Regions from separate parts of the Homo sapiens genome. Here region 2 is linked to region 1. Evidence: read pairs that join two places in POLR2A ChIA-PET (ENCODE). Cell type or tissue: MCF 10A. All regions are shown on one strand.

Region 1 (4,000 bases):
TCTGAAGGACCTGCTCGCGAGTATCAGTTCTTCCTTGTTGAATTCTTACAGTTTTTAGATGGAATTTGCTGCTATAAGAATGTCCAGCTACCATGGGAACGCAAGGCAGCAACTCTCTAATTAACCAGGTCATAAAAACGATTCGTCTTCTATGTAGACATCACTTTCTTACTATAATTTATTTTTCTACACTTCAATATGAACTGCCCCCCCCACATTAATATAAAAACTACTAATGCACTGATATGAAACACGGCTTACACTAATGACATTCTGAATTCTTGCTTTTAAAATTGCAATTCCTAAGTTGTAAACATAAAATATATTAAAGTTACTCTTATTGTATGTAAAAAAAGAAATCGTGTTTCCTGATATGGGAGAAATTAAATAAAAACCAAACGCTTCCTTAAAAATCTCCTTCTAAAAGTCTCCATTGCAAGTCAGGAAAATTACAAAAACCACGTTGGTGTGGGGTTGTCACCTAAGGACGCTCACAGCTCCGGGAGGCAAACAGTGGGGAGTGAGTGTGTCGGCAGCCTGATGGTTTAAAACCCAGTTAGTTACAAACACACTTCTCGTTCACCAAGAACAAGTCTCTCCTCCAAATATAAATGTTAAGTTAGCAGCTCTAACCCTTTCAAAAAACTGAAATGAGAACATTCTCCCAAACAAGCAAACCTGCTCTTGCTGAAGGCCACAGACTTCTCACCCAGACAGCAGTGAGGCCTGGGTCCCAGTTTCATCATGCAAGGCCACGGGCGTCTCACCCCGACGGCGGTGTGCAGCCTGGGTCCTGATTTCACATGCTCAGCAGTGTGGCTGTTAGTACCCAAAGGGCCCCAAGCACAAGCGACTGGCGCGTCGAAGTCCGTCAGCCCCCAACAGACACACAGAAAAGTCCATGAGAAACGGTCTTGGAAGAAAGATTAAAAACCTTGCAGATATGTTGTAAGGTTAACTAAATCAATTTACCGATGGAAGACGCTGTACCAAGCATCTCCAGTGCTTACTCCGTCAGTAAAAAACCGCCGGCAAAGGTCTCGGCGCAGACGTGAGTTCACGTCATGGGACGCGTGGCCACACTCATAGTCTGTGCTTCTCGAATGGAGGGGGCTCGTGTGCAGGTGGCGCCGCTGGCTGCCACTCAAGCTGGAGATGAGGTGGAAACACAGCTGCGGCGGGACGTCTAAGACGCAGGGTGGCGGTGGCCGGCGGGTGCGACACCAGCACAGAAGACACGGTACCTGTGGGAGGGCTGGGAGCCTGTGGAATCAGGTCCTGAGCCCAGGCCGGTCCATCATGCTGGGCAGTGAGGATTCAGAGAAAGGGAAGGAAATTAGGGGCTACGCACCAAAGACTTAAATCTGAGTTTTATTTTGCCTTTGAGAAATCAGAGGAGAGCTCTTTCAGGAACCCAGGAAGCAGAAGACAAGTCCTTGGCTCACCCGAGGCAGGGCGGGAAAGGGCGGCCGTGCCAGCAGGTTGGCTGTGAGCCCGGAGTCCTCGAGCCGTGCCAGCAGGTTGGCTGTGAGCCCGGAGTCCTCGAGGACAGCCGCCCCGCTCACTTGGGACGCAGGAGGAAGCTGAACTGGGAGGCGGTCATGCTCCCAACCAGGAGTAAAAGTGCTGCCAGGCACAGAAATGAAGTGGGCGGTGACACCAGAATAGTCCAATGAACACAGCCCTCGACTGTGTATTAAGAACACTCAGGGTGATATGTGGGACACCAGGGTCACCTCAGCGAGGTCATGCCATGCTGAAGGTCAGAGGTCAGAGGTGACACCACCTCAAAGTGACGGTGGAGCCATGAGGGTTCATCCCACCAGACTCTCAAAGCCAACCCAGCTGGAACCCAACACGCCTGCCACGTGTCCCATGGCCACCCAGAGCCCCCATCTCCAGGCCCTCAGAACCCTAGCCTCTTCCTCCCTCCCCAGACTCTCCATGGACACCAGAGCCCCACTCTTTCTTCAGAGGCAGGGTCTCTCTATGCTGCCCAGGCTGGCCTTGATGTCCTGGGCTCCAGCAATCCCACCCACAGGGGCACCCCCGTGCCCGATCAGAGCCCCTTCCTGATAAAGCCGGGGGCTGCTCCTGCCCCACCCTTCAGAATCACCAGCCCTGAGTTTCAACCCCCAAGGCCTGGAAGAAACACAGGCACAGGAAGCTCGCCACGGGAAGCCACGGTGCACCCGCAGGTGCTGGCTGCACATGCACCCACACAGAGCCCTCTGAGGCACGACTGCCCGTAGTTTTATGTAAGTTCCACAACCCTCGATATGCTTATGGTAATTCAAGATTAGGAAAAAATGATTCTTCTAAAACTAGTCTTCTATTGGAATTTTCAGTGATTGATTTAGCCAACTCAAATAAAACACTTAGCTCTCCTTCATACCTTCTATGTCCTTCCAATTTTTTTTTTTTGTGGTAAAATACATGTAATATAAAATCTGCTGTCTTAACCATTTTTAATGCAGTTTGGTGGCACTGGGCACATTCACAGGGTCCTGCAGCCGTCACTGCCATCCACCTCCAGGCCCCTCCATCCTTCCAAAGAGAAGGTCTGTCCCATTCAACACTCACTCCCCATCCCCTCTCCCTCAGCTCCTGGCAACCGTTCAACTTCCTGTCTCCATGATTCGACGACTCTAAGTACCTCATATAAGTATTTTATGACGGGCATATTTCACGTAGTATAACGTCCTCAAGGGGCATCCGTGTTGTAGTGTGACAGGATTTCCTTCCAAAGATTTCGCTGTCTGTACAAACCACACTTTGCTTGTCCACTCATCCACGGATGGACACTTCGGGTGCCTCCACTGTTTAGCTACCCTGAATAGTGGTACGTGTAGACATGGGTGTACAAATGTCTCTGGGTGTATACGCTGAGCAGAATTGCCGGGCATAGGGTAATTCTGTTTTTAATTCTGTGAAAAACAGCCATTTGGTTTTTCATAGTGGCTGCGGCTCTTTACATCCCCACCGTGTACAGGGCTCTGCCTTCTCCACATCCTCGCCAATGTTTATTTTCTATTTTATAGTTTAATCTATGTTGCCTTCATGATAGTGACGTTGAGCCCCTTTTCATGTTCTTACAAGTCATTCATAGATTTTTCTTTGGAGAAATGCTTATTCAAGCCCTTGCCTGTTTTTAAATCAGGTTGTTTGGTTTTTGAGTTTTAAGAGTTCTCTATGTATCCTGGATATTAATCCCCTACCAGACACAGGGGCTGTGCACATTTTCTCCCATTCTGTGGGCTTTCTACTCTGTCAACATTGTCTTCTGATGCAAGAAAGGTTTATATTTTCATAAAGTCCACATTGTCTATTTTTCCCTGTGCCTTTGGTGTCATATCCAAAAAAATCACTGCTAAGTCCAATGCCATGAAACTTCTGCTGTTTTCTTCTTTTGTTTTTTGAGACAGAGTCTCGCTCTGTTACCCAGGCTGGAGTGCAGTGGTGCGATCTCAGCTCACTGCAACCCCTGCCTCCCAGGTTCAAATGATTCTCCTGCCTCAGCCTCCGGAGTAGCTGGGATTACAGGTGTACTTCACGCCATCTCGCTGGGCTAGTTTTGTGTATTTTTAGTAGAGACGGGGTTTCACCTAGCTTTTACAATACTAGCCTCTTACAATACTAGCTTTTATAGTTGCGCACATATTTACCTTTACTGAGTTCTTGATTTCGTCATTTGGCTTCAAGCACACTGGTCTCAAACTCCTGACCTCAAGTGATCCACCCGCCTCAGTCCTGCAAAGTGCTGGGATTACGGGAGTGAGCCACCACAATCGGCCACTCTGTTTTCTTCTAAGAGCTTGACAGTCTTAAGCCTTACATTCAGATCTTAGGTTCATTTTGAATTAAGCTTTGCACTGAAACAGTGTTAAGGGTCCCACCTCATTTGTTTGCACATGGATAATCAGTTTTCCCAATACCATTTGTGAAAAAGACCATCCTTTCCCCATTGCATGGTCCTGGCTCCCTTGTCAAAAAAATCACT
Region 2 (4,000 bases), 130 kb before region 1:
CGGAGCCAGCAGCTCTGAGGTGGGGTCACGTGCACAGCTCACAGCTCGGACAGCAGCAGGTGGGGATCCGGCTCCAGCCTGTCTGGGCTGGACGTAGCTGTCGGGAGGACGACAGGAAGCAGGTGCCGCCCGCAGAAGAGAGGTGCGTTTAAGAAACCAGAGCCGCCGAGTCAGCCCCTGAGTGGCAGGTGCACGATCCCACAGGCCTCCAAGCTCAGGGGCCTAAAACCTGGGACTTGGTTGATTTTCCTGTAACTAGACCTAGTTTCCGTGGCAGATGCCCAGGCAGCCAGAAAAGAAGGCAGGGCGGGCGGCCCCCAAGTCGCTCCACTCACCCACCCTTGTGCCAGTGCCCACCCTTCTCCCAAAATTAACCCAAGTCTGGAGGGTTCAGGTGGCAGCATCTTTGAGCAGAGAGTGGGGGACGGGACAGGGTCCTCTTTGAACTTCACCCCATCCCCTGCAGGTGTGGCCTGAGGCGTTTGCATGGAGGAGGTGTGGACTGGTGTCCTGGGCAGGTCCCACCACGGTCCAGGAGGGGCGGCCCGGAAGACTCAGCTTCAGCTCACAGGCCGCACATGGCTGCACACAGAGACCTGCCGATGCCACAGGCCACGTGCACCTGGAAAAGTCTGACTCAAGCCACCTGTGGGGCCGCAGGGGTCCCATGGTCCCTGGGCGGGGATGTGGGGCCACCGGCCTGAGAAACACCCCCCAGTGCCTGACAGGCACGGAGAGCTGGGGCCTCATCAGGGCCACAGGAGCTTCAGGGAAAGAGGCCTCGGTGGTGAGGCTGTGGGCCCGGCAGGACCAACCCCGAGCTGGGTGCCCAGCGAGTGTGGCCGCCTGTGCCCATGCTCCGCCTGTGCTCCACTCCCTCAGTTATTCCCCCGCTGTGGGTGAGGTCGTGGGATCCAGGGTTGGATGGCAAGTGGATGGGGCCCACTCAACGCCTGTCCTCCAGAACACCCGGCCCTTGTGGGACCTACTCGGGGCCGTGGGGCCTTGGCACGGGCTCTTGCCCTGGGCAGCTCACAGTGTCCTCACCGGTGACCCGCAGAGCCGCCCAACACTGCCATCCAGGGATCCCAGAAACCACTCTCCACCAGCCCCACCCAAAGGGGCGGAGACCCTCACAGCTTCCACAGGAGAAGGTGCGGGGCCCGACGCCCCAGGAAGGCTGATGGGGCTCCCACGACAGCGAGGCCCTGAGCAGAAGCTAAGCAGGGCGCAAGGAAGGCGGCCGAGACCTCACCCTCCAGCACTTAGAGGAATGGAGAAAACGGGCTCAGTCCAGACCAAAGACTTCTGTGTGTGGTGTGTATAGTATGTGTGGTGTGTGTGGTGTTGTAGTATGTGTGGTGTGTGGTTTGTGTAGTGTATGTGGTGTGCATTGTGTAGTGTGTGTGTCATATATGTGGTGTGTGTAGTGTATTGTGTGGAGTGTGTGTTGTGTGCTGTGTGTGGTGTATGTGGTGTGTGTGGAGTGTGTGGTGTGTGGTGTGTTGTGTGTGCAATGTGTGTCATGTGTGGTGTGTGTTGTGTATTGTGTGGAGTGTGTGGTGTGTGGTGTGTGTGATGTGCATTGTGTGGTGTGTGTCGTGTGTTGTGTGCAGTGTGTGTGGTGTGAGTAGTGTATTGTGTGGAGTGTGTGTTGTATATTGTGTCTTGTGTGTGGTGTGCGTTGTGTGGTGTATGTGGTGTGCATTGTGTGTTGTGTGTGTCGTGTGTGTTGTAGGTGGTGTGTGTAGTGTATTGTGTGGAGCGTGTATTGTGTATTGTGTGTTGTGTGTGGTGTGTGGTGTGTGTAGTGTGTGTGGTGTCGTGTGTGTAGTGTATGTGGTGTGTATTGTGTGGTGTGTGTGTCATGTGTGGTGTGTGTGTCATATGTGTGGTGTGTGTTGTGTATAGTGTGTGTGGTGTGTGGTATATGTGGTGTGTATTGTGTGGTGTGTGTCATTTGTGTGTTGTGTGGTGTGTGTGTCATGTGTGTTGTGTGTGTGTGGTGTGTGGCATGCATGTGTTTTGTACTGTGTGGAGTGTGTCGTGTGTGTCTGTGCATGTGCACATACGTGGGGCACAGGAGAATTGCCAGTTAACACTGTTTTATGCCCTTCCCTTTCCCATCCCTGTGGGACCTATGGGACTGTGCCAGGTTACAGAGCTCTTCCTGAAATAAATGATTCATATGTCTGTTTGGGTGAGGAGGAAACAGTAACTCATTCAGCAGTGGAAAAATACCTAAAGCTGATGTGATTTGGGGCATTCTTCAGATGTCACCGGAGACTAACATGATAATGGGTAGGGATAATGGCGAAGCCATTCCTAATGATCAGATTTCATCCCTTAAGTGAACAGAGTGAAATCTTTATAAATGAAATGATGCCACGTCTGGCATTTGCTTCTAAACAACATAGGAAGAGAAGAAGCAGGCGGGGGGTGAACAGGACAAGTGATGGAGTTGGGTGGGGGGCAAGGAGGGTTCATTGCGATTTTCTTCACCCTTGTATGTGCTTAAAGTTTTCTATGGTAAAAATTTAAAATAAAAATAAATTGAGAAAAAAGTGTTCACGTGTATCTGGAAGCACTGGAAATACACTCGTTCTCTCTGTAGCTGACGTTGACAGCCTGCCTTGCTGCCTTTTGAAATAACTTGAATGTTCTGACATCTATGCACTTAAAACCAGTGTATAACAATGACCACCGCTTTCTCGAAACCTGTCATGAACAAGACATTCTCATGTGCATTGGCTCAAATGTTCCCAGCCACCATGCAAATGAAGAAACTGAGGCTGAAATGCTTCAGTAAGTTTCCTACGATCACGCAGCACTCACGGACAGCCAGGTTCCAGCTACCACAAGTATTAAATTAATGTGAGATTGTGAAATATGGGTTCACCATACAACATCAGCCCAGAAGAATGCCTCTCCTGAAAAGGCAGAAATGAGCTTGCACAGGCATCACAGACAACCCCTCAGAGGTTCTGGTCTGGGGCATCCGGGTGCCTTCCTCACCCCAGTGAGGGAAGCCCGTGGACAGGTGAACACCACACGGCTCTGGCAGTGGCCGTCACTCTTGGGTCTTTATCCTGTCATTCCAGTACCCATGTGTTTTTACCGAAGCCATAGAAATGGTCCCCATGCATCCAGATTGTAAAGGAAGAAGCAAAAGTGTTTCTATTTGACATGCTCCAGTAGATTAAAAAATCCTGAGGAATCCATTTTTTAAAGAACTACTAGAACAAAGAAATGAGTTCCACAGGGTTGCAGATATTAGATCAACATACAAAGTCAACAGTATTTCTAAACACTTGCAATGGACAACCCAGAAGTTAAATTAAGAAAACAATTCCACTCAAAATAGCCTCAAAAAGAATAAAGTACCTAAGAATAAATTTAATTTGGTAAGTACTTCATTTGATAAATACTGAAAAATAAGTAAATTTGATACAAAACTTATACTCTAAGAACTACAAAACATTGTTTTAAAAACTAAAGAAGGTCTAAATAACTGGGAAAACATTCCATGTTCATGGATTGGGATACTTAATATTAAGATGGTAACACTCCCTACACTGAGCTACAGATTCAGCACATCCCTACCAGAATCCCAGCTGGCTTCCTTGTAGAAATTGACCAGTTGATTCTAAAATTCATATGGAATTGCAAGGGATTCAGAATTGCCAACGTAATCCTGAAAAAGAACAAGGCTGGAAGACTCACAAGCCCTTATTTCAAACTCACTCTAAAGCTACAGTAATCAAGACTGTGGTACCGGCACAAGCAAAGACATATAGATTAAAAGAATAGAATTAAAAGTCCACAAATAAACCATATATGTATGGCCAATTAATTTTCAACAAGGGTGCCAAGACCATTCAATGAGAAAAGAACAGTCTTTTCAGCAAATGGTGCTTGGACAACTGGATGTCCGTAAATGCATGAACATGGGTCCCTACCTCACACCATGAAGAAAGTTAACTCAAGGTGGATCACAGAA

What was found. Peaks named below come from ENCODE experiments on the same cell type or tissue, not always from the same donor. Only the 100,000 strongest peaks of a DNase experiment are listed, where the experiment ranks them.
Region 2: POLR2A ChIA-PET joins it to region 1 with 5 read pairs; 1 of 35 experiments calls an interaction of 5 or more read pairs at or near these places.

What each region holds. Positions count from the first base shown.
Region 1 is chr13:113,645,217-113,649,216 of GRCh38, reverse strand. It overlaps ATP4B (ATPase H+/K+ transporting subunit beta), which reads left to right. Exons shown (of 7, transcript NM_000705.4): 7 at 1-413. It also overlaps a transcript of GRK1 not described here. Among named protein-coding and RNA genes, the nearest start is that of ATP4B, 11 kb to the left of the region's middle. In MCF 10A, no CTCF peak of the experiment used is centred here; a DNase peak (open chromatin) is centred at 1,526.
Region 2 is chr13:113,772,558-113,776,557 of GRCh38, reverse strand. The region is part of intron 3 of TMEM255B (transmembrane protein 255B); the gene reads right to left. Among named protein-coding and RNA genes, the nearest start is that of TMEM255B, 15 kb to the right of the region's middle. In MCF 10A, no CTCF peak of the experiment used is centred here; a DNase peak (open chromatin) is centred at 2,147.